Linked DNA regions of Mus musculus: regions 1, 3 and 4 are each linked to region 2. A link is a loop called in an ENCODE intact Hi-C map of the cell type or tissue named here. Cell type or tissue: gastrocnemius. All regions are shown on one strand. Each heading gives the region's core, and the rest is flanking DNA. Links, peaks and the distances in the headings are about the cores only. Region 1 overlaps Macf1 (microtubule-actin crosslinking factor 1). Region 2 overlaps Nt5c1a (5'-nucleotidase, cytosolic IA). Region 3 overlaps Macf1 (microtubule-actin crosslinking factor 1). Region 4 has its middle 15 kb from the start of Ppie.

Region 1 (5,468 bases), core at 370-5,369, 310 kb after region 2:
AAGCAGGCATTATGGGACCCTTGCAGGACACGAGACCTACATGGGTAGGCTCTGTGTGAATAGGGTCTCCTGACTGTTTTGGTATTGATGAAGCAACAGAACACTTAGCAATCCAAGAACCTGTGGGAGGGGCACTTGGAACACTCTTGGTTCTTCCCCCCACACTCCAGCCCTCTGAAGGTTGGTCTTGATCTACTGTTTCAGAGGGGTAATCCGTCCGAGGCAAAGTGCTGCTCCGATGTCGATGTCTGAGCAGAGTGCCTCCCTGCTCCACTGCAGTCTCTCCCTGCAAAGGCAACAGCACAGCCCTGCTGCTGCAGGATGCTGTCCTCGGAAATTCCACCAGTTGGCTCACAGACTTCTCACAGTTCCTTTCTGCTGGGTTATCAAGCAGGTGAGCAATGACTGTCATACCCTCTTCCAGGGAATCCCAGGCCCCTCCAACAACTGATGACTCATTCTCCAACAAAAGGTGAGCAGTCTGGATCTCTGCTTGGAAGCTCTCCTTTACCTGCACAATCATCCCTTGATCGCCCACCCCTGAGTTGGGAGCTGAGTCTCCGGGCAGGAAAATGTCTGATGGGGGGTGCTCTGCCCCTCCCACTCCGGGCTCCTTTGGGAGCCTCGCTGTTAACTTCGTTAGGGTTTCAGTCTCTTCAATGACTCCAGTGCCTTCCAAAGCTTCCTCCCTGTGAGATGCTTCTGGAGTAAGGATTTTCTTCCCTCTCCACTTCCTTTTGAACCGAACCCTCTTCTTAGGAGATATGGGAGCCTTCTCAGGAACAGCTATGGACTCTTTCGGCTCCTTAACACAGCCCAGTGAATTTCCCATTTCTTTCCTCTCTCAATCTCAGAAAATAAAGCAGTTGAATCAGTCCTCGGATCCCAGAGGCATTCCAATGTCGGCTTCATCGGACTCGATGCACATTCAAAAGAACCAAAAACCAAAAAACATGCACTATGCCGGCAATCCCTCCAATCCTTTCTCCCTCCCTCCCCGCCTCTCTCTGTCTCTTCCAGCCGCTCGATTCAGACAGCCATCTTACAGGCTCAGAGCTGCAACAAGACAAATTTCAAAGCATCTCACTGCAGTTCAGAAATCACTTGACCTAAAAGCAGACAGAAACCGGATTGGCTGCCGCTTCCTCTCTCCAAATATGAGGTAATTGGAGCACTGCCCTCAGTAACACAAACAGAACGCAAAAAGGAGCTAGAAACCAGGGAGAGGGAGGAGGAGGGGAGAACGTAAGAGTAAATGGAAAGGGGAGGGGAAAGGAAGAGAGAGAGGTAGCCGGAGAGAGGAGGAGGAGAACAATATCAAAGAGGGGGTGGGGAGAGCAAACCAGCTCAGTGGGTACTAACTAGCAAGGGAAGGGAAGGGCCAGGTAGACAAGACCAGAGAAGCCGCAATGAAAGCTCCCAACCTATGAAATGAAATATGTTTTAATCACTGCTCCAAGACGCCCAAAGGAAAAGAGCAAGCAAGATATACATAATCAAATTTTAACCTAAGAAAGATTAGAGCCCACTCCTTCCATTAAGAAAAGAAACAGGGGTATGAACAATCCAGCCTCCTGTGGCATATATGGCCAGCTCCAAAGAGTAACATCCACTAATTCGGATGGCCAGACACACTGATGAAAAACCTGGAAATTGATTTTGAGTATAGTATGTTAAGCCTCAGGGACAGGTGATCACTTGTCAATACAATATAAAAGTCAGACAACAGTATTTGACATAAGTGTTCAATAGTAATCATCAGTACTGCCTTTGCCACAGTTAGCTATCGTATTTTGAGTACTTGCTATATAACAAGTTCTATGTGAAGATACACACATATATAACATATATATAATGTAACAGGATAATATATATTATTCTGTTATATTCTCACAGCAGCCATGTGTGGCCCAATTTTTAAGTAAAGAAAACTCAGATTTAAGAAAGCTGATTAACTTGTCCAAGTTGAAATAACTGAGGACGGGGAAGACACAAGCCATTTAGACTTCATGTTAACACGACAAAATGGTTGATGTGTGTAATCTCAGCTACTGGGAGGCTAAAAAGGAAGAATTTCAAAGCAAGTCTGAAGCTAGCCTGGACTACTGAGTGAAACCCTGTCTCGAAAATACCCATAGAATAAAAGAGAGACTTTTCATTTCAGCTCCATTAATTACTAGAGGGAGAAAAATCTGCTCTCCACTGCCATAAAACAAGAAGATATTCCCATAGTTCTAAACTAGCAGCTAGACTCTGTAGCCAAGCAACGAAGAAATAACACTTGCTGCTGACTGGGGAGAGCAGCTGAGGGACTGAAACCCAGGTGATTTTCACTCAGACTGATGTAAGTAAGGCTCATAGACCACACCCTGCGCTGCCAGCCAGCAGAATTCCTCCACCAGGTTTCCAGCACACTGCCTAACACATGCAATCGAAGGCTCTCTGAATGGAGTGGGAGAAAAGAGGTATGCATGTTTCTTCTCTGTTGTAGCAGTTTATCTTTCATGTTCCTGCAGTGCCAGGAATCAAATAGAGGGCCTTGTACATGCTAGAGGCATATGCACCACCACTAAGCCACATACACACTGTGTATGTATGTATGTACATGAATGTAATGGGATTTTGCTATGTTGTCCTGGCTATGTAAGCTCAAAAAACATATACCAGCACAGCCCTATCACCTTTCCTGAAGAGTCTTCCCAGAAGGAAAGCAACTAGAGACCCTAAAGCCCCGGCCGGCCGGCTCTTGTGTAGCTACAGTGGGTGCTTCTTCCCTTAGTCTGGCACTAAAGGGCCAGCAAAACTGCAGCGCCATCTTATGGACATCACAGCACACAGCAAGTCAGAGCAAGGGAAACTCAGATCAGTTCACCAGCAAAAAATCATGACATTACAACCAAATTGTTCGTGCGGCCACCAAACCTTCACAAATACAATGAAGAAAGCAGAAATAAGGGTACTATTAAGCTTCATGCAGCAAGGTACACATTTGACTTCCATTAATGAAATATAACCTAATAAAAAAAAATCCCCCAAATAGATCAACCTGGGACAAAAAGAGATAGCTGCTTAATAGTAGAACTATTACTGCAGTGGGTTTCTCTAGGAAGCTTATAGAACTAAGCTTATTCTATTTTTACTTCTGTGAGTCTACTCTTTTCTAAATGTCTATATGTCAGTTGCGTCATTTTCTACTACAGAGAAAAACTGGTCAAGACAGGAACAGAAATTTGAGAAGGGTGGAACTAGGTTCAAATTGCTAAGTGGCTTAACTAATTTACTGAGTGATTCAGATTTCTTACCTATAAGATATGGACACTACCACCCACATAATGGGGTTGAAAGACAAGGCTAATGATATAATGTCTGTAAAGCACTTGGCTCAGTGCCTGATCTATAGTAAATCTCTTTTATTCCCATTTATGCCTGGGGCTAAACATTAGGAGCCATCCCTAGCTCCCACAGGGATCTCAGTACACCTCTTTTCCTTGATTGTATTCTAAGGAAAGTAAATAAACCCCAAGATTTTCTTCTTAGACAGGGATGCTTCCACTCTTTCTGAGTTAACTGACTACAGGACTAACGTGTGCATGGACCCTCACCTGGCATAGCCTATGAACATATGGCTATGCCTTCTCACAAAGCAAACTTTTGGGATCTACTTATTCAAGTCTTTTCCTCTGGCTTTTTTGGTAGTTAACCATTTATTACCCACAGTTTTCCTTGAGAGAAAACCAGAGTTAAAATGCACAGTCATTCATTCACTCTGTGAACATGAATGGCACTTTATCATACCCCAAGAACTAAGCAACCATGAAGCAGGAGGAGGAGGAAGAGGAGGAGAAGGAGGAGGAAGAAGAGGAAGAAGAGGACTTAGAACCAACTGGCACGGTGGTGAGGTAGAGGCAGGAGGATCAGGAGTTCAAGGATAGCCTGGGCCACAAGAGACCTGCTCTGGGAAGGAGGTGGGGACACACAAACTAAAAGTCCTCAACACCTCAAAAAGTGCTTGAGCCAAACCTAGAGAAAAGGCATTCTGTTATTGCTATAAAGATATGTGGCCCGAAGAGACCAACTGGTTACTGTTTCAGTTTCCTCATTTGGACAATGCTTAATAATAATAATTAAAGTAATTAATTTAATTTAATAAGCCATCATAGCCAATTTATCCGTTCAATCTACCTTCACAGCTTTTAGATGACCAAATTCATAGAACATTCATCCACTTAGTGAATATTCATTGACTGCTTATTTTATGACAAGCAAAGACTGTGAAGGCAACAAAGTCCTTGGCTTTGCTAAGCTTACTCCTAGTGCAGGAATCACGTGCAAACAAACAAACGTGCAATATGACAAATAACAATATTACCTAACAAGTATCATAAGTCATAATGGTGTTTCCAGAACAATTTGTAGACAAGCTTTGGGCAAGAAAAAGGAAGGAGGGCTGATGAGACAGTGATTCAGAGATGTGCTGGGCTAGCTATCTGCCTAAACTCAATCACTACAACCCCGCCCACATAAAGGTGGGAGGAGAGAAGCAACTCCATAGAGTTGACCTCTGACTTCCACATTAGGCCTAGAATTCCAGGCCAGCCGGGCGTGGTGGCACACGCTGCCTTTAATCTCAGCACTTGGGAGGCAGAGGCAGGCAGATTTCTGAGTTCAAGGCCAGCCTGGTCTTCAGAGTGAGTCCCAGGACAGCCAGGACTGCACAGAGAAACCCTGTCGCGGGGGTGGGGGGGGGTGGGGGGGGTGGGGGGGGGTGGGGAAGGATTCCAGACCAGGTGTCTAACCCCAAACCTCTTTCTTCAATGGCAAGGTCACAATACACAGATGTTCACTGCAAAAATGGCACTTTATTCACAAGTGAAGGCAACAAAGCCCTTATAGTTAATTAAGGAAGGAAGTGTGGCACAGCTGTGAAGTGTACCATTCACATCACACTCTATACACGCCAAGATGAACAAGCCACACTACTCTTCGCCATCACGACAAACCCCACAAACCTTAGGGCTGGGTTAGGAATAGAGCACAGGCCTTAGCTTGGGAGTAGAGCATGGGCCTTACATGAACAAGGCTGGAGTGGGCACGTTGGAAATATAAAACATACAAATGCTAGCACATAGTTATGATTCCAAATCTGCTGTTAATGCACAAAATTGCATAAGAAATGATATGTGCCAACTTCAAAAGGACATTTACTACAGAGCAGAAAGAGCAAGAAGCAACGTATCTGAAATGTTTTACTTCCTTTAAGAAAAAGAAGAGGAAAACTGCCTCAGAAGAATAAAGAACAAAATATTAACTTCTGTGTCACTGTAAGCGACTATATGTACAAGGACTGCATACACCTCCCAGTCCTTGGAATTTTCATAACTAAAGACATAAAAGAAAAGAATTCCAACTATTCAACACATATTTTAAAAATATATGTCAAAAGTATTTTAGAAACCATAGTCTCAGGC
Region 2 (5,468 bases), core at 295-5,294:
TTGAGACTTCACCCCTTCACTAAGCCCCACCTCCTCGGTCAAGTGCCTTTCTCCAACTCTTGGGGTCTCCAGCATCTTGCCAAGCACTTCTCTGCAGCCTCTCCTGTCTCCCTGCTGTTTCCCTCCAAACCCCCATCTAAGGTCTCCATCACCTCTCAGAAGTACCCACGCCCCATTCTGAGACTTGAACCCTCCCAAAAGTTCCCACTCCTCCTCAAAAATCTGATACACACACACACACACACACACACACACACACACACACACACGCCTACTTTTTAACCCACTGTCTTTTCCCTGTGACCTTCAGCTCCTCTCTTGGGATACCCTTCTGAGTAAAGCCCCATTCTGCCAGAAACTCCTGTTTCCTTCACTGGGAGACAAGAAGAACTCCTATTGCACCCTCATAGGGACCCGGGGTCACCCCTTGTCATGCCGTATGTGGCTCAGGGAACCTCACCGGCTCTTCCACTTCTAAATGCCTCTCTGAGAACAGAACCGTGTCTTGGAGCTTGGTAGGAATTCCCTGTGGGTGGAGCTATGGGATTCCCCTCTGCTGGGAACTCCAATTTGAGCTTTTATAGAAATCTAGTTGCATGCCGGGAGCAGGACACTGTCCCACTCTGGGTTAACAGAGACCCAGAGGAGCACAGCTTACTCCAGGTTGCCTGGCTAGGAAAATCCCTACCACTCACAACCTGGTTTCCCTGGCTTCCAATTGCTTTGAGAATGAGCTACATTTGGCACCAAGCAGTCCTCTCTTCACACGTCCTCAGTGATTTCATGGTTGTGGGCACTCTCCCTGACCCCAGAGCTTGAGCCCAACACCCTGAGCCACATATGTGTATGTCCACAGGCAGGCTCAAATTCAGTAGCTACACACTGGCCCATCTGGCCCAGATGTTCACAGATAATAGAGTCTGTTCTGATTGGCAGGTGCCCGAGCCATCATTACAAGCTCATTCTAATTCCTTCTTTGCTGATGAGCACAGAAGACCACACTTACAGAGCTGTAGGACAAATTGCAGCTGGAGACATGAATGCATATCCATAGCAACAGTTGCCCTGGTTATGGTTTTTCTCACACAACCCTAATCACATTAAGACAGATCCCAGACTAAGGTACCTACAGCCCTGTATGCACACAGGAGCTAGAACAAGCAGACCAAACTACCAAAGGATTTAGGGATTTCCTACCCCAACAGCCAATCACAGAGGCTTTAGGATGACGGGGGGGGGGGGGGGGTTGATGTTTAGGAGGGATGAATCAATCAGCATCCCTCTCCTTTTTCCCACAGGGCCCCCTAAAGGGCTTCCTGGAAGCACTGGGTAGACTGCAAAAGAAATTCTACTCCAAGGGCCTGCGTCTGGAGTGCCCGATTCGCACGTATTTGGTGACCGCGCGAAGTGCAGCCAGTTCCGGAGCCCGGGCCCTCAAGACCCTGCGCAGCTGGGGCCTGGAGACGGATGAGGCCTTATTCCTAGCTGGAGCACCCAAGGGTCCCCTTCTTGAGAAGATCCGTCCACACATCTTCTTTGATGACCAGATGTTCCACGTGGCTGGAGCTCAGGAGATGGGCACGGTGGCCGCCCATGTGCCTTATGGTGTGGCTCAGAATCCCCGGCGGGCTGCCGCTGCGAAGCAGTCATTAGGTGCACAGTAGCTGAGCCACCTTGCTCCAGGCCCCCTGTCACACTTTCTGAACTTCATCTGGTGAACTTTTCTGGCTCCTCACCGTCCACCCTCCTGCATGCTGCCGTCAACCCTCCATGCCAGGTACTCTTAGAAAGTTATGAAAACAGAACCAGCAGTCTCAAAACCCCTTCGGGGCAAACACAGCCATGACCCTGGCTCAAAAGCAGGGCTCTGCAGGGTAGTCCGGCTGTCAGGGAGAAATTGGTGGGAGAGAGAGTGGTGTGGTCAGAGAAGCCAGGATGTCAAAGGGCTTGGAATGGAAAATGTCTCATGTAGTGCAAAGAACACATTGTGTGAGAGTGGGTAGATTTAACATCTAAAGCGAATCTAGCATGAACTGCATGCCTTAAGTCTTACTTCCACCTTTTAGGTGGTTTTCAATTTGTTCTTTAGCCAAAGAAGCTTGGTTTTATAAGATTAAGCACTAAATTAATCACTGTGCTGGGGCTGCTGGTACCTATGGCACCTGTGTAGATTACAAAACTAATGGCCTGGACATAGGCTAGATTCCAGTCCTTTGCCCCTCGACCCTGAAGCCCACCAAATGGGAAATATGCACAGCAGTGCCCAGAAGCTCTGTATATACTTTCCCATGTTTAGAAACCACTGCACAAGATGATGACCTTTTGCTTGCTGTGATTTGCTAACCTGAGCCATGGAGAGCTGGTACCTGGAAGGTTTGTCTGAAGACCTGAAGGGAGGAATGTGACTCACATGCAAATTCTCCTGTAGCCAGCAGGGGGCACTGCAGGCTCCCCCTGGAGAAGGCTTTAGCAACTTACCAACTCTGGGTTCCCTTTGCCTTCAGCTTTTAGGCAAAGTTCAGTTAGTCCTGTCTGCCAATCTCCTCACCTCGGTCCTGGGTCTGCCAGTCACTTCCACCTGCCATGCTATAAGGAAGTTCTCCTAGCAGAGAAAGAACTCTAGCCCCAAATTTGGAGAGAGCATAGACTCTAAAGCAAGTCGTTGTCCAGACTGAACCTGAGGTATAGGTGCTACAGATGTGGGAAGTGTCAGGTCTGTTCTGAAACCAAAGATGCTAAGGAAGTGATAGCTTAGAGAGCAATGAGCTGAATGTGCACCAGCATGATTCTGCTGTGGATAGTGAGCAGAAGCCAGTTAGAGCTACCCTGGAAGTGATACGCTCTCATGGGGCACTGTGCAAAGGATTCTGGGATGAGCTGACCTCCCTGGGAGGTATTAACAATCACTCCATCTTTGCACGAGTCTCTACAGCCCTTTCTTCTCCACATGATGAGTGATGGTCCACCTCCTCCTTTGCTAAGCATCCCTGGAACTCAGAGGAAGGGTGGAAGAGTGGATGGTTGGTCCCCTATGAAGACAAGAAGGGGCAAGCAGACAATCTGGGCAGTGTGTCCCAGGGTGACAGCTGCAAGAAGGAGGAAGAAGAAGGTGCAGGGACTCCCAGAAATGAGCACCAACGTGGGCCAGAAGAGAGACCCTGGACCAGGCTTGCACTACTGTGTCTGTGGCATGCAGAGGCTAGTCCTGGAAGGAATGTGAGGTTGGCACCCACCACAGCTGCTTTATGGGGACACTGGCATTATTGCAGACAGAAGGGCATGAGGTGAAGGTGTCTTTACACAGGGCCATTTCCATCATTATAACCAGGACCCTTCGGGACATCAGAGGAGGCCTGGGGATAGAACAAAGTCTGTAAGGGGATTCCTGCACTATTGGTACCCCACACCCAGCCAGAGATGCTCTGTGCCCTAAGAACAGATGCAAGGAAAGGAAATGGGGAAGAGAGAGGAAGCTGGGCCTCAGGACACTTTCCATCTTCACTGGGTCACACAACAGCCCTTGAAGGATCTCAGCAGAGGCTCACAGTGGTCACAAGAAGCTTGTAAGGATGTACAGAGCAGAGGCCCACAGACTGTCCTTACATTGTCCAGTCAGGAAAGACCTGTGTACTGTGAAGACAGCACCAGATGTTGCTGAATTTGGGATCTGGGTTGCATGATGTCTAGTGCCCACGGCCTGGTCATGAAGGCTGCAAACGCTCCCAGGTTTCCCAGGAAACAGGAATGGTGCCATGCCAGAGCAAGAAGATAAGGTGCAGGAAAGGGCTGTGGCTTTCTGGAGCCACCGTTAATAGATACGGACAGCGCTTGACAGTGCAGAACGGTCCAAATTCTATTACTGAAACCACAGATGAGCATCTTGGTCCTGGACAAAAGCTTTTGAGGCTAGAACAACGGGCCAGACGTCCTGGGGGCAGGCTCTAGCTGCAGCCAGACAGTCTTCCTGGTGGCCCCCCGAGCTGAAGAGGAGCCTGGCAGCATGAAGCTTTATTTCTTGATTGTGTTACCAGGAGATTTAAAAAACCAACTGAACAACAAAAGCCCCAGGCGAAGCCTCAGACTGCAGCACTGGGGTAGAGGAGCCACTGCTCCCAGAACACTGGACCCCTTTAGCTGGAAGTACCACATCCCTAGGTCTGGCAGGACACTCCTCCTAGAAAGCGCTTGCCAACAGAATTGCAGGCCCAGTAGAACGGTCCCTCAGCAGAACAGTGGCTCTGCTTGTTATTAAGCATGGAGACTGCTAAGATCGCCATAGAACTCCCTGCAGGGGAGGCAGATGTAGTTGGACATCTGGCTCAGTTGGTAGAATGCTTGCCTACTGAACACAAAACACTGGATTCAACTCACAGCAATGCATACACTGGATATGATGGGGCCCACCTATGCTTCCAGCCCTAGAGAGATGAAGGCAGGGGGAATCAGAAGGTCAAGGTCAGCTGCGCAGCCAGTCCACAGCCAGTCTGGATTACATGAGACCCCATCACAAAAAGAAGGAAGCAAACTTTCCCCTTCATGATGGCCCAACTGCATTCGTGGGAATGGAGCAGAATATGTTCGAAAGAAAATAGAAGCTAGCAAGACGTTCAAATCCAAAATCGACTTGATGTTTGCACCTCCATTCAATTGGTGTGTATCCATGCAGTCAAAGCAATGATCAGAATGTCAAATGTAGTAAATAGCTCTGCCCCAAGCCCCTGGGTATCCCTTGATAATGTCAGCTGCCCACTCCCCTCCACTGGAAATGCATTTTATGGTAATCCAGCCTGCCCGAGGATAGACCAGTACAGTGGCCCCTGTCTACTCCCTTGAGGTATCGGGACCATACAGATTCATGGAACTACCATAATTTGCTCAATGTTACCCAGCTAGCAGATGTCAGCACTGGGACACCCTCACAATGGAATGTTCCAGAATCCGCTACAAACATGGTAAGCCGTCCTACCTACTGTCACGGTTGAAGTCGCTATCCCATCATGATAGTCCCCCTTACAAAGCCCAGGCGTGGCCTCGGATTCTGCAGGCAGCATTTCAGGAGCCTGTCCCAGCTGGAGGTGCATGAAAGTTGGAACCTGATTTATTAACTGCTCTAGAGGACCATCGCTTTCCAGCAGGTGTGCATGGTCTTTGATGGTCCTTCACTGATGCTATGGTACGGCTCCAAGGAGGCCAGCTTCTCACCTGTCTCCAGCGGAATATGAGGATGAGAAGGAGGAGGAGGAGGATGAAGAAGATGATGATGAGGAGGACCATTGGCACCATGCCTGGCAACTTCACCGAAAAGGGTTCCTGAGACACAGTCCTGGGTTCTACCCTTAAGGCAAGGTGCAGAAACCTCTCCTGCCAGTAGGTGGCACTGCAGGCTGGCACACAGCTGTGCCTGTAGTGCCTGGCTTATTTTTCTCTCCTTCTATGCTACTGATTACTGTGCTGGGCTCTGGCAGCCA
Region 3 (5,468 bases), core at 96-5,095, 180 kb after region 2:
AGAAGCAGCACCCACTCCTATTGCACCTTGACATGGCAAGGTGGGTTGATATGCATGGGAGGCCGCCCCTTTTCAGTGAAAGGGAGAGGAAGAGGAGAGGAAGAGGAGGGAAGGGAGGGACTGAGCGGATAGGAGGGAGGGGAAGCTTCGATTAGGATGTAAACTAAATAATTTATTTAAAAAACCAGCAGCTGAATAACAAGTGCAACTCACCTGCAGTACAGCTTTCTGCTCCTCTCCACATGTGCTGAAGATTTCCCCACGGTGACTGAAGAGCTCATCCATTGAATCTTTGTGTCGAATGATGTCAATGGAGAAAGCCTTTGAAAATGAACTATGATTACATCAGGAAGTGAAAGGACCCTGCTCTGTGCCTGTACTGATGAAATGTCAGACAGGACAAATGAAATTCCTAGCTTTAAAAAGACATAAGGGATATTCTTAACGTTTAACTTTTACCTATCATCTGTGCTTATCTTCAAAACTATTTTTCAATGCTCATCATTTTAGTTGTTCACAAAAACACGTTACTTCCTAAATTATCTAGGAAATCATTAACTATTCTTTCTCGGATTCAAAAGTTTATTTATCCACAAAACAAAACATATTTTTCTCACTGAAGCCAAGTATTTATCGATGAATTTCTACCGTCATTTATTAAACCATTCTACTTAATCTGGGACGGGCACATGGACGTGTCCCAGTAAGGACACGGGAGCGCCTGGCTCTTCTATACTTACCTTCTGCACCTGCAGCTGAGCAGTAGTCTGGTCTTGTTCTAGACGAATTGGACCGAGAGCCATCAGCTTCCGCTTGGTTTCAGCAACCCAAGCTAGTTCTGCATCAGCAGCCTGCTCGTACTAACAGTCAGTAAAAATGAACAGTTACATACAGCCAGCAGCTCTGTCCGGCAACTGTAAACTATCCAACACAGAAAGGCCTGAATTTTCAGAAATATAGTTGTACCTCAAAAGTAAATTCAAAACTGAGAACAATTTCATTAAAAACCATAAACCAAGCTATGGGGGCAGGGGGTTGGAGAGGAGGGCTTTGTGGCTGTGGGTACAATCCCCAGCACCATAGGGAGGACAACATCACTTGGGAGGCTGAGGCAGGAGGATTGAAAATTGTGAGGCCAGCTTGCATTAAACAGGCATACCTTGTCTCACAAAATTAACAAAAATTTCAAGAAAGAAAATAAAATTACAACAACAAAGATATAGAAAAGTTAGAATTCAACTTCTTCAAATGAAGTTATAAAACTTAGTAAAAATAGCCGTTAGACTCTTTCAAAGTGTGCTTCTAATTAGAGAACTTTAACAGAGTGGTGCTCCGTTGACTCTCTCCAATTCGAACACTAAACAGTAGTAGCTTTACTTATTATTTTTTGGGACAAGGCCTTTTGATGTAACTCAGGTAACTTGTGATAATTCTCCTGCTTTAGCCTCCTAAGGGATTACAGGTGTGCACCATCATGCCTAGAAATAGGTGTTTAAACATAAATTTATAATGGCAATGGACAGTTGAGTAGTGTTAAATTGAAAGAACTTGCTTAGATGATGGAATCTAGAAGAACCCCAAACTCAATCACAAAATCCAAGAACATTCTTTGTATAACTGCTGATCATTAGAGTTCTCTAATCTTTATAAGCTTCTCTTCAATTTTAACCACTGTTACTGTAGTGGTCTGAAGAGTTTTGGCACCCCCACAAACTCATGTGTTTGAAAGCTTGGCTCAGAGAGTGTCACTGTAAGGAGATGTGGCCTTGTTGGAGGAAGTGTGTCACTGTGAAGGCAGGCTTTGAGGTTTCATATATACTTAAGTCTAGTCTGGCCAGTGTGATACAGTCCCCTTCTGTAGCCTGCGGATCAAGACACAGAACTCTCAGCTCCTTCTCTAGCACCGTGACTGTATGTATTCTACCATGCTTCCCATCATGATGATAATGGATTAAACTTCTGCAATTGTAAGCCAGCATTAATGAAATGTTTTCCTTTGGGGGCTGGAGAGATGGCTCAGCAGTTAAGAACATTGTTTCTCTTTCAGAGGTTCAATCCCCAGCAACCACATGGTGGCTCACAACCATCTATCCTAGGATCTGGTGCCCTCTTCTGGCCTGCAGGTGCATATGCAGCTAGAGCACTCACATACATTAAATAAATAGGGGGGGGGGGGAATGGTTTCCTTTCCAAGGGTTGCCTTCCCTGGTCATAGTATTTCTTCACAGCAATAAAACCCTAGCTAAGACTTCCCTTTATCTGAAATGCTTAGGAACAGAAGTGTTCTGAATATTTATATAGACATTACTGGTATAACATCTTCTAAATTTTGGAATACTTCACATTTTTGGAATAGAAGGTGCTAAGCCTATATTTAAAGAGAAAAGTAATGAACTGGGCATGGCAGAGAAGGCCTATATGCTAGCACATGGGATGTGGAAGCAGAAGAATTAGGAGTTCAGGGAATGTGTGTTAGGGGACTGACTAGACCACATCATACTGTCTCAAAGCATATGTGTGTAGGGCACGTGTGAGGAATCAGTTTTCCAAGCATAATACAGTGTAACTGAAGGTAACTGGTGGTGATTAGGAAAAACCTAAAGACAAATTGGGAATGTAGCTGGAATCAAAAAAGTCTTCATAGTTCAGAAAACATCTGTTTATCACTGTGAACCCAAGGGGTCATCCAGTCATATATGTGTGTGTGTGTGTGTGTGTGTGTGTGTGTGTGTGTGTGTGAGAGAGAGAGAGAGAGAGAGAGAGAGAGAGAGAGAGAGAGAGAGAGAGAGAGATGTTATGGCATAGTATTAAGTGCATGACCAGCTGTGTGACAGTGATGTCTTAGGAAGATGATGAAGATGTGCCCCGCCTCTCCCCAACCACCAAAGCGGAAGGAAAAAGGGAAACATGACACCTGTGTTTACTAAGAGTCCCTTTTGGCTGGCTGTGCTATTTTGGTTTACATATTTGAAAGTAATTATAGTTCTTGGTATCTTCCCCTTTTCCATCTAACGCTAAAATAGTGGTGCTGCAAACTCCAACTTTCAGCAGGCAGAGGCAGGTAGAGTTCTGTCAATTTAAGGCTAAGATGGAGCTACACAGTGAGATCCTATATAAGGAAGGTGGCAAGACAGGGCTAGAGAGATAGTACAAAGAGGTTAAGAGCTCTTTCAAAGGACCTGGGTTTGGTTTACAGAACCCATGTGTTGGCCCTCTTCTGGTTTCTTTAGTATTAGGTATAAACATGATGCACAGATATATACAAACACAACACCCACACATATAAAAGTAAAACAAATGAACAAAAACCCAAAAACAAATAAATTTAAAAAATAGCTTTAACATAGGGCTCTTCTTGCAAGTTTTTTCTCTGTACCAAGTGGTTGAGTATTTTGGTCCTAATCTGGATCAAAACTCTTCCAAGTGTTTACCTTATTTATTTATTTATTTATTTATTTATTTATTTATTTGGTTTTCCGAGACAGGGTTTCTCTGTGTAGCCCTGGCTGTCCTGGAACTCACTCTGTAGACCAGGCTGGCCTGGAACTCAGAAATCCGCCTGCCTCTGCCTCCTGAGTGCTGGGATTAAAGGCGTGCGCCACCATGCCTGGCTGTGTTTACCATTATTAAAGTATGTTTGTTCTATTTATTTTGATCTCATTATTCTTCTTGAGCCTGTACTTATGTAGGTTATAGCACTGGACACCACATATACATCCCATGACCTAAAACACTAGCACATAGCATTATAAACATTACCTGTTGTGATCTCTGAATAGCAGCATCAATTTCATCTACCCTTTGTCCAACAGTGTCACTGATCAGTTTGTACTGCTCGTTGGCATCAGACACAAGTTTATCCAGTCCTTCTCTGGCTCTCCAAGGCACCAGCTCTAGGAGAGCATGGCTCACCTCATTCACTGTGTCCAACACCAGCCTGTGTTCCATGACCTCCTTCTTCAGTTCCTAAGGAGGGAAAGGTTTTCAGGCCACACCTTGCTAAATTAAGCCCATCAGCAGCAGTGTGTGCTGGGGGGTTGGGGGAAGCCTATCTCCAGCACACATCCCAGCAGGGCACTGACCTCCTTCCTTCAGCTCTTTTTTTCTCTGCCTCACATTTTCAATCATTTTGAAACCTGCCTGACTTTCAGCTTAGCTGCTGCTTATTTACAACTGTCTGCAAGATTTGAGTCACACTGTCTGTGTAAAAACAGTGTTTCTTTCTTTCTATTCCTTAATGCTCTAACTAGGGGCATTTAACATAACAAATACCCACAAAGATTTCTGTGCATCAAGAACTGCTTTTGATACTGCAGCAGAATTAGAACTAACTACGAAGCACCTCCCCCATTTAATTCCTTCCCTTGCTTTGTTCTTGTTCTTTTTCTTCTAGTGCCCGCATCCATCTCCCTCGCCTCCTTTTCACTTGTCTTCTGGTCTCCAAACAGTGCCCCCTTTAGAGAATGAATGGTGGAGGTGAATTATAGGTGACACAGCAAGCAAACTTAGAACCTAGAAATTGACTTCTTTCTTCTTCAGACAACAGCCTTATCTTTATGTAAAATCTTGTTGTCATGAGTACACAAGAGAGAAAGCAGGAGTTCATTTGGTTTAGTTCTAAGGTAAAGGTAAGGAAATATGATACAGACAAAGATGAAACTTCTTTGCCTGCTGCAGTATAAAATGATGGCTTACCTTCTGTCTTTGCTGAAACTGGGGTATTTGCTCCCCTGTGGGAGACTGTCCTCCACTGGCTGCCAGCTCCTCCTCCGCCTCCCTCAGCCACCCAGTTAGTTCCTCATATGTAGAGTGGAACTTGGTGGCCAGCTGCCGGGCTTGTTCTAAAGTTCTGAGGGCCTTGGAGCTAGTGAGAGTGATGTCCGCATAGCGGGTCTTTATCCCATCCAGCTTCTCCTGGATAAGCAGTACCTCCTCGCCTGTGAAGAACAGCAGCCACTGTTCACACCAAGGAGCTCTCAGCACGGAGAGGAAAGGAGCCTTTTAATACTGTCTTTAAATGAGAGCTTAAATTTCATAGACTCTTGCTATGTCCTGACTTCACCCAATATCCCAAACTGAGGGGAAACTGGAAATGGAAATGAACCCTTAATCACATAAACTATTTGTGAGATCAAGCTTGAAATCCAATTGCAGGGGTTTCTAGATGTTTCTGAAACTTTACAGACAATGCTGATATTCAATATATTAGGAGGTAGGAGGAAGTGCCATCTATAATCAGATAGAAGACAACTAAGTAGTTTTCAAAAGGTTTAGCAGAAAATGAACATGTGACCTGTTTCTGTGGAACACATACAGCAATACAATCAGCGCATGTCAAGCTCCCACAGGCCAGGAGGACTGGTCAGTGCTGGGTGCTTATGGTCTTTAAGGCTGACAAGATGGCTTAGAGGACCTGGATTTGGTTCCAAAAAGCATATGGTGATTCATATCAACCTGTAAATCCACTT
Region 4 (5,468 bases), core at 171-5,170, 62 kb before region 2:
GAGTGAGTTCCAGGACAGCCAGGGCTACACAGAGAAACCCTGTCTTGAAAAACAAAAAAACAAAACAGAAAAGAAAGGAAGAAAGGAAGAAAGGAAGGAAGGAAGGAAGGAAGGAAGGAAGGAAGGAAGGAAGGAAGGAAGAAAGAAAGAAAGAAAGAAAGAAAGAAAGAAAGAAAGAAAGAAAGAAAGAAAGAAAGAAAGAAGAAAAACTCATTGGGCTGGAGAGATGGCTCAGTGGTTAAGAGCACTGACTGCTCCTCCAAAGGTCCTGAGTTCAAATCCCAGCAACCACATGGTGGCTCACCACCATCCATAATGAGATCTGACACCCTCTTCTGGTGTGTCTGAACACAGCTACAGTGTACTTACATATAACAATAAATAAATCTAAAAGGAAAAGAAAAACATGTCATTTCCCCCCTTTACCATCTAACTGGCATCCAGAGTGACAGATTTCCAATTTCCTAACTTTAAATTGTCCATTTGTGAATAAAGAGAAAATGCATATCAGTCTGCAAGCTCGAACAGCACTGACCTTGGTCTTCAACTCTCCTGTTTCCTAGGAGACTGCAAAGGGAAGATAAGTGGGGGCATTGTGTATGCAGCCTTTGCTGTGTGGGCTTGGAGGTGTTGATGGTGGGCGTCAGGCCATCTGCTCACACAACTAGAGCTGTAGGAAGCAGTGAGAGATGCAGGCCAGCACGCTGAGCCAGAGTGATTCCCTCAGGCCTTGCTGTCCATAGCAGCTGCATGTTCCCCTAGGATGTAGCGACAGCAGGGCTCGGGTGGTGGACAACTGTTGGGCCTCTCAGTGAGGTGTAAGTGTGTCTCCTGTGTTTCTTGGGCTCTGCAGTGAGCTTGACTCTTAAAGTGACGCTGCACATCCATCCCGATGACCAGAAGGCGTGCGTGCATGTGTGGGAGTATTTGTATATTTGTCCGTGTATACATGATTTGAGTGTACACGTGTGTGGGCATGTACATGCATGTGGAAGCCAGAGGTTGAGAGCAGGTCTCTCACTGAACATGGAGCTGGGTGACTCTGCTGGGCTAGCTGGCTAGTGAGCTCCAGGAATCCTGTTTCCACCTCCATCAGCATGACAGGTGCTCAAATCCACTGAAACAGGTTTTTTTTGTTTTTGTTTTTGTTTTTTTTAACATGGGCTCTGGGAACCCAGACTTGGGTCCTCACACTTGTATGGTAAGCACTTTGCCAACTGAGCCAGGTCCCCTGACCCAGGACATACTGATTTTATACAATACCAGATTCTATTTTTTTAGTGTTTACTGTAGTATTTCTGCCAATATATTCACGACTAAATTTGGATTGAATTTTCTTTTTTCATACCATCCTGGGTTAGTTGGGCATTGGTTGTGTAGGTCTAAAATCCTTATTGGTAATTCCAAAATTAATTGTTTTTTGAAAACTAGCAGCAGATACTTTTGTTGTTTGTTTGTTGGAGGTAAAGAAAGATTTTTGAGTAAACCTGAGGGGCATTAAAACCTATTCTGAGCTTCTGAGGCACGCTCAAACTTCTATGTATCTGCTTAATATATTTTGTCACTGGGACACTTGACTGTGTGAAGTTAGTCCAGCTGTACTATATTACTATGGAGTCAGATATACATATCTTTTAACTCCCAAACTCATATAAATGTAAAGATATATACTGTGTGCACCTGTGTGCATGCGTGTGCTTGTGTGTGCATGTGTGTGCTTACACAAGTGTGTGTGCATATGTGCACACAGGTATTCTTGAAAGTCAGAGGATGCCGGGGTTACAGGTAGTTGTGAGCCACCAAACAGATGCTGAGAACTGAACTTGGGGCCTCTGCAAGAGTAGTATATGCTCTTAGACACTGACCTATCTCTCTGGTCTCCCAAACTTATATAAGTTTAGGATGAACAATTGTAGACCTTTTTTAGCCTAATAAGATGCACTGGGTCATATTCCTTTGGGTTTCTGTCTGTTTGTTGGGTTTGTTTAGTTGGCTGTTTGCTGTAGTTTGCATAACCCAGGGGTAGTCTGTTTCTTTAAAGCATGGTTGTTGTTATTGGTGGTGGGTAAATTTTCATAGGACTTGGTTGGTTCTTTGGGGCTCTTCTGTTTGCCTGTACCCACACTAGCCAACCCAATAGGTTAGGCTGGCTGTCCTGTGAATTCCAGGGATCGCCTGTCTCTGCCCACCCCCCATGCTGGACTACCATCACACCTGTTTGTTTCTTTGTTTGTCTGGTTTAGTTTTGTTTGGTTTTTAAGGACAGAGTTTGTCTATGTAGCCCCAGCTCTCATGGAACTAGTTCTGTAGAACAAATTGGCCTCTGACTCAGATATCCGACTGCTTCTGCCTCCCAAGTGCTGGGATTAAAGGTGTGTGCCACCGTATCCTGAAACACACCCTTTTTTTCCTTTTGTTTTGTTTTGTTTTTGTTTTTTAAAATTTGGCTTCTAGGGAGTGAACTCAGGACCTGTGCTTTCAGGACAGGATTTTACTACCTGACCAATATTCCTAGGCCTCTAACTCTTATTAATCCCCACGAAGAAGCACGGACTTTCCATTCAAAGAACGCAGAGACTCCGGTGACTAATTATCAACTAAGGGACTGTTTAACTTGCAGAAACTGCTGGCTTTTGGGCTGGACAGTTCTGAGACTATAGTTAACACAGTTATGGAGCAGTATTTTAATATTGCCTCTAGGGGGCAGTCATAGGCCACAAATTGATGTCCCATCCTTTTTAAAAATCTTGTGCAGCTATTTGGAGAATATATGGAGTCTAACAAAAGCAGAGTGATCTATTTGATTTGTGCAAGTTGTACATAGTAAAAGGTAATTCTGAGATACTACTCAAGATCTATTTGCCACCAAAGTCCAGTCCTAACAATATGCAAATGTCTCTCTTCCTTCCCCCCCTTCTTTTCTCCATCCATTCTTCCTTCCCCCCCCCTTCTTTTCTCCATCCATTCTTCCTTCCCCATAAAAGCAGAATACCGCAATGCCTAACATACTGCTGAAACAACCTGATAGACCAAAGGCTTGGTCCATTCAGGTACCTGCAGAGTATGACTACAACAGGAAACTGAATCATATGAAAAATAGATTACCTATTATATCTATCAAAGTATGACTGTCACCAGCTCTGTGACCAACAGAAGGTGACTTAATTGCTCTGTGGGCCAGGTTCCTTATCTATATCAATAAAACGATAGAAATACTGGCTAAGCCTGGAGCATGTGCAGACAGACATACCCACTGCAAGGCTTTGAGGCAAGAAAAGGATATCTTGGAAACAATGATTCCAGGAGCTTGAGATGGGAGAACCAAGGGGAGGTGTTTAAATGATCAAAACTCAAGCTTAACTAAGGAGCCCTGAGTAGTGAAGCTCAATCTCTAAGAAGGGGAGTTTCTCAGCCCCTGTTACTGTAATTTTTAACTGAAGCAGGATGGAGTTGGTCTGCAAGAATGGGAAAGCTGTCAACTGTCTTCAGACAGCCCACAGGAAGCATCTGCTATGGCCAGGCTGAAGAAGGATTGCTGGGTGATGCTCATAAACTCAGATAACCCAAAGGAAGGAGCCAGCCCCCTCTTCCTCCCCAGTCTCCTCCTATCTGCTCACTAATGGGAGCCTGCTTGGGCAAGGCAGGGACTTGCAGAGTACCTGCCCCAATAGAGTAGACACAAGTGGTTTGGAGCTAATAGATGACAGCTAAATAATAATTAGCTCAGCACATTGCTTTGTGTGTTCAGTCATTAGCTCTTCTCTTCACATATTTAACTTCCAAAACTCAACAACAACAACAAAACAAAAAACAAACAAACAAAAAAACAACACTGACAGGTTTCATTTGTCTGCCTAAATAAACCTTCAAATTCAGCTCTTCTTGTTGTTTTGTTTTGCTTTGTTTTGTTTTGTTTTGTTTTGTTTTGTTTTGTTTTTTTGAGAGAGGGTCTTTCTACATAGCCCTGGCTGTTTTGAAACTCATTACATAGACTAGGTTGACCTCAAACTCACAGAGATCTGCCTATCTTCACAACCATCTCTAACTCCAGCTATGAAGGACCTGATAACCTTCGTCTGTGACCAAGCCAGCTCAGACAGTCAACAGGTTCTCCAGAGCAGGAGTGAGGATTAAAAAGAAAAAAAGACAATTAGACAACCCTGTAGCATGACCCCAGCCAGTTCTGAGACTGAAACAGGTTTGTTTTTTTTTTCCTAGTCTGCTTTTATACTACTTTAAGTACATGTAAAATGATAAGATCAGTTCTGGGTCAAGGACCAAGCAAGGCAATAAACAAAATCCCGTAAACACCTTTCTAGGGGCTAGTCAGGATGACCAAGACAAAAGGAATGCCACTCAAGCTTCCTAGAAGGCCGCTCTGAGTTTTGCATTAACTCTTAATCTGGGCTGCTTTCCTGGGTCTAGGCCCAAAGTCAGATTTCTATCTTGAGTTTACACCAGCCAAATGTCTGCCCAAGTGTCTAGGAGTGGCCCCAAAAAGCTCTCCCCACTTCTGGCACCTGCAGGCACTACGTGTATATGCTGCACATACATGCCTGCAGAGCACCTCACACATAAAATAAAAGTAAAGGCTAATTAAAAAAAAAACAAATGTAACAAAGATTTAATGTGTAACTCACAGAACCCAAAATTCATAAGAAAGATTAAAGACATGTCTAGGAATATCCAAGATAATTCTGAGGAAGAACAGAGAATAAAATACAAGATAGCAAGGTATGCACAATGGGAATTGGCAGCCTCCTCCCCTGGGGCTGCTTTTTGTTGCTGTTTCAAATACCAGAGAAAATCAACTTAAAGAAAAAACATTTTGACTCACAGCATTAGAGGTTTCAACCCATAGTCACTTGGCCCTTCCAACCCAGATCTCTGGTGAGGCAGAACACTGTGGCAGGAAACACGTGGAAGAATGAAACTGCTCACATTATGCTGGCCAGGAAGTAGAAAAAATTAGCCTTTATTTTTACTTTATGTGTGCGGCTGTTCTTCATGCTCATATGTCTGTGTAGCATATGCACGTATTGCCCACAGAGGCCAGAAGAAGGTATCAGATCTTTCAAACCCATTAAACCATGAGTCTGTAAACAACGTTACTCTAGTCATGAGATGAAGCCATTCAAGACCCAGGCACCTCCCAGAGGCCTCATCTTTGAACACTGCTGCATTAGGGACCAAACCTTCAACACACTAGCCTTCTCCCAAACCACGATGAGCTGGAAGCTTGCTCTTGTTTTCAGGTTTTTCTCAGGTGTTCTTGTTGTCTTTCTGGCTGATAAACGTTTGCTCCTTCAGACAAAAGCTTTGAATTCTCACCTCAAAGTGGAAATACAAGGTTTTAATACTCATTTGGAAGATATTCATTCATGTCATCCTCTTCTCTGGTGTGTTAATCCTGCTGGCTAGTCTGATGTCAACTTGACACAGAACTAGAATTATCTGAAGGGAGGGAA

What was found. Hi-C counts contacts between places; a loop is a spot of excess contacts. Peaks named below come from ENCODE experiments on the same cell type or tissue, not always from the same donor. Only the 100,000 strongest peaks of a DNase experiment are listed, where the experiment ranks them.
Region 1: a loop joins it to region 2, with 11 times the contacts of the local background. A loop is called at or near these places in 3 of 42 quality-filtered maps.
Region 3: it touches region 2 in a loop (5-fold over the local background); 4 of 42 quality-filtered maps call a loop at or near these places.
Region 4: a loop joins it to region 2, with 3 times the contacts of the local background. A loop is called at or near these places in 19 of 42 quality-filtered maps.

What each region holds. Positions count from the first base shown.
Region 1 is chr4:123,526,628-123,532,095 of GRCm38, forward strand. All of the region lies in intron 5 of Macf1 (microtubule-actin crosslinking factor 1), which reads right to left. Among named protein-coding and RNA genes, the nearest start is that of Gm31156, 23 kb to the right of the region's middle. In gastrocnemius, for the core only: a CTCF peak has its summit at 2,831 (motif pointing left); DNase peaks (open chromatin) are centred at 558, 1,148 and 2,775; H3K4me3 peaks cover 1,234 bases; H3K27ac peaks cover 1,225 bases.
Region 2 is chr4:123,214,544-123,220,011 of GRCm38, forward strand. Nt5c1a (5'-nucleotidase, cytosolic IA) reads left to right here. Exons shown (of 6, transcript NM_001085502.2): 6 at 1,299-2,033. The coding sequence ends at 1,664. Among named protein-coding and RNA genes, the nearest start is that of Nt5c1a, 16 kb to the left of the region's middle. In gastrocnemius, for the core only: no CTCF peak of the experiment used is centred there; DNase peaks (open chromatin) are centred at 2,455 and 3,909.
Region 3 is chr4:123,390,311-123,395,778 of GRCm38, forward strand. It overlaps Macf1 (microtubule-actin crosslinking factor 1), which reads right to left. Exons shown (of 98, transcript NM_001199136.1): 63 at 4,696-4,937; 64 at 3,760-3,966; 65 at 741-860; 66 at 214-321. Among named protein-coding and RNA genes, the nearest start is that of D830031N03Rik, 19 kb to the right of the region's middle. In gastrocnemius, for the core only: a CTCF peak has its summit at 2,099 (motif pointing left); no DNase peak of the experiment used is centred there; H3K27ac peaks cover 550 bases.
Region 4 is chr4:123,152,507-123,157,974 of GRCm38, forward strand. No RefSeq gene overlaps it. Among named protein-coding and RNA genes, the nearest start is that of Ppie, 15 kb to the left of the region's middle. In gastrocnemius, for the core only: a CTCF peak has its summit at 2,699 (motif pointing right); no DNase peak of the experiment used is centred there.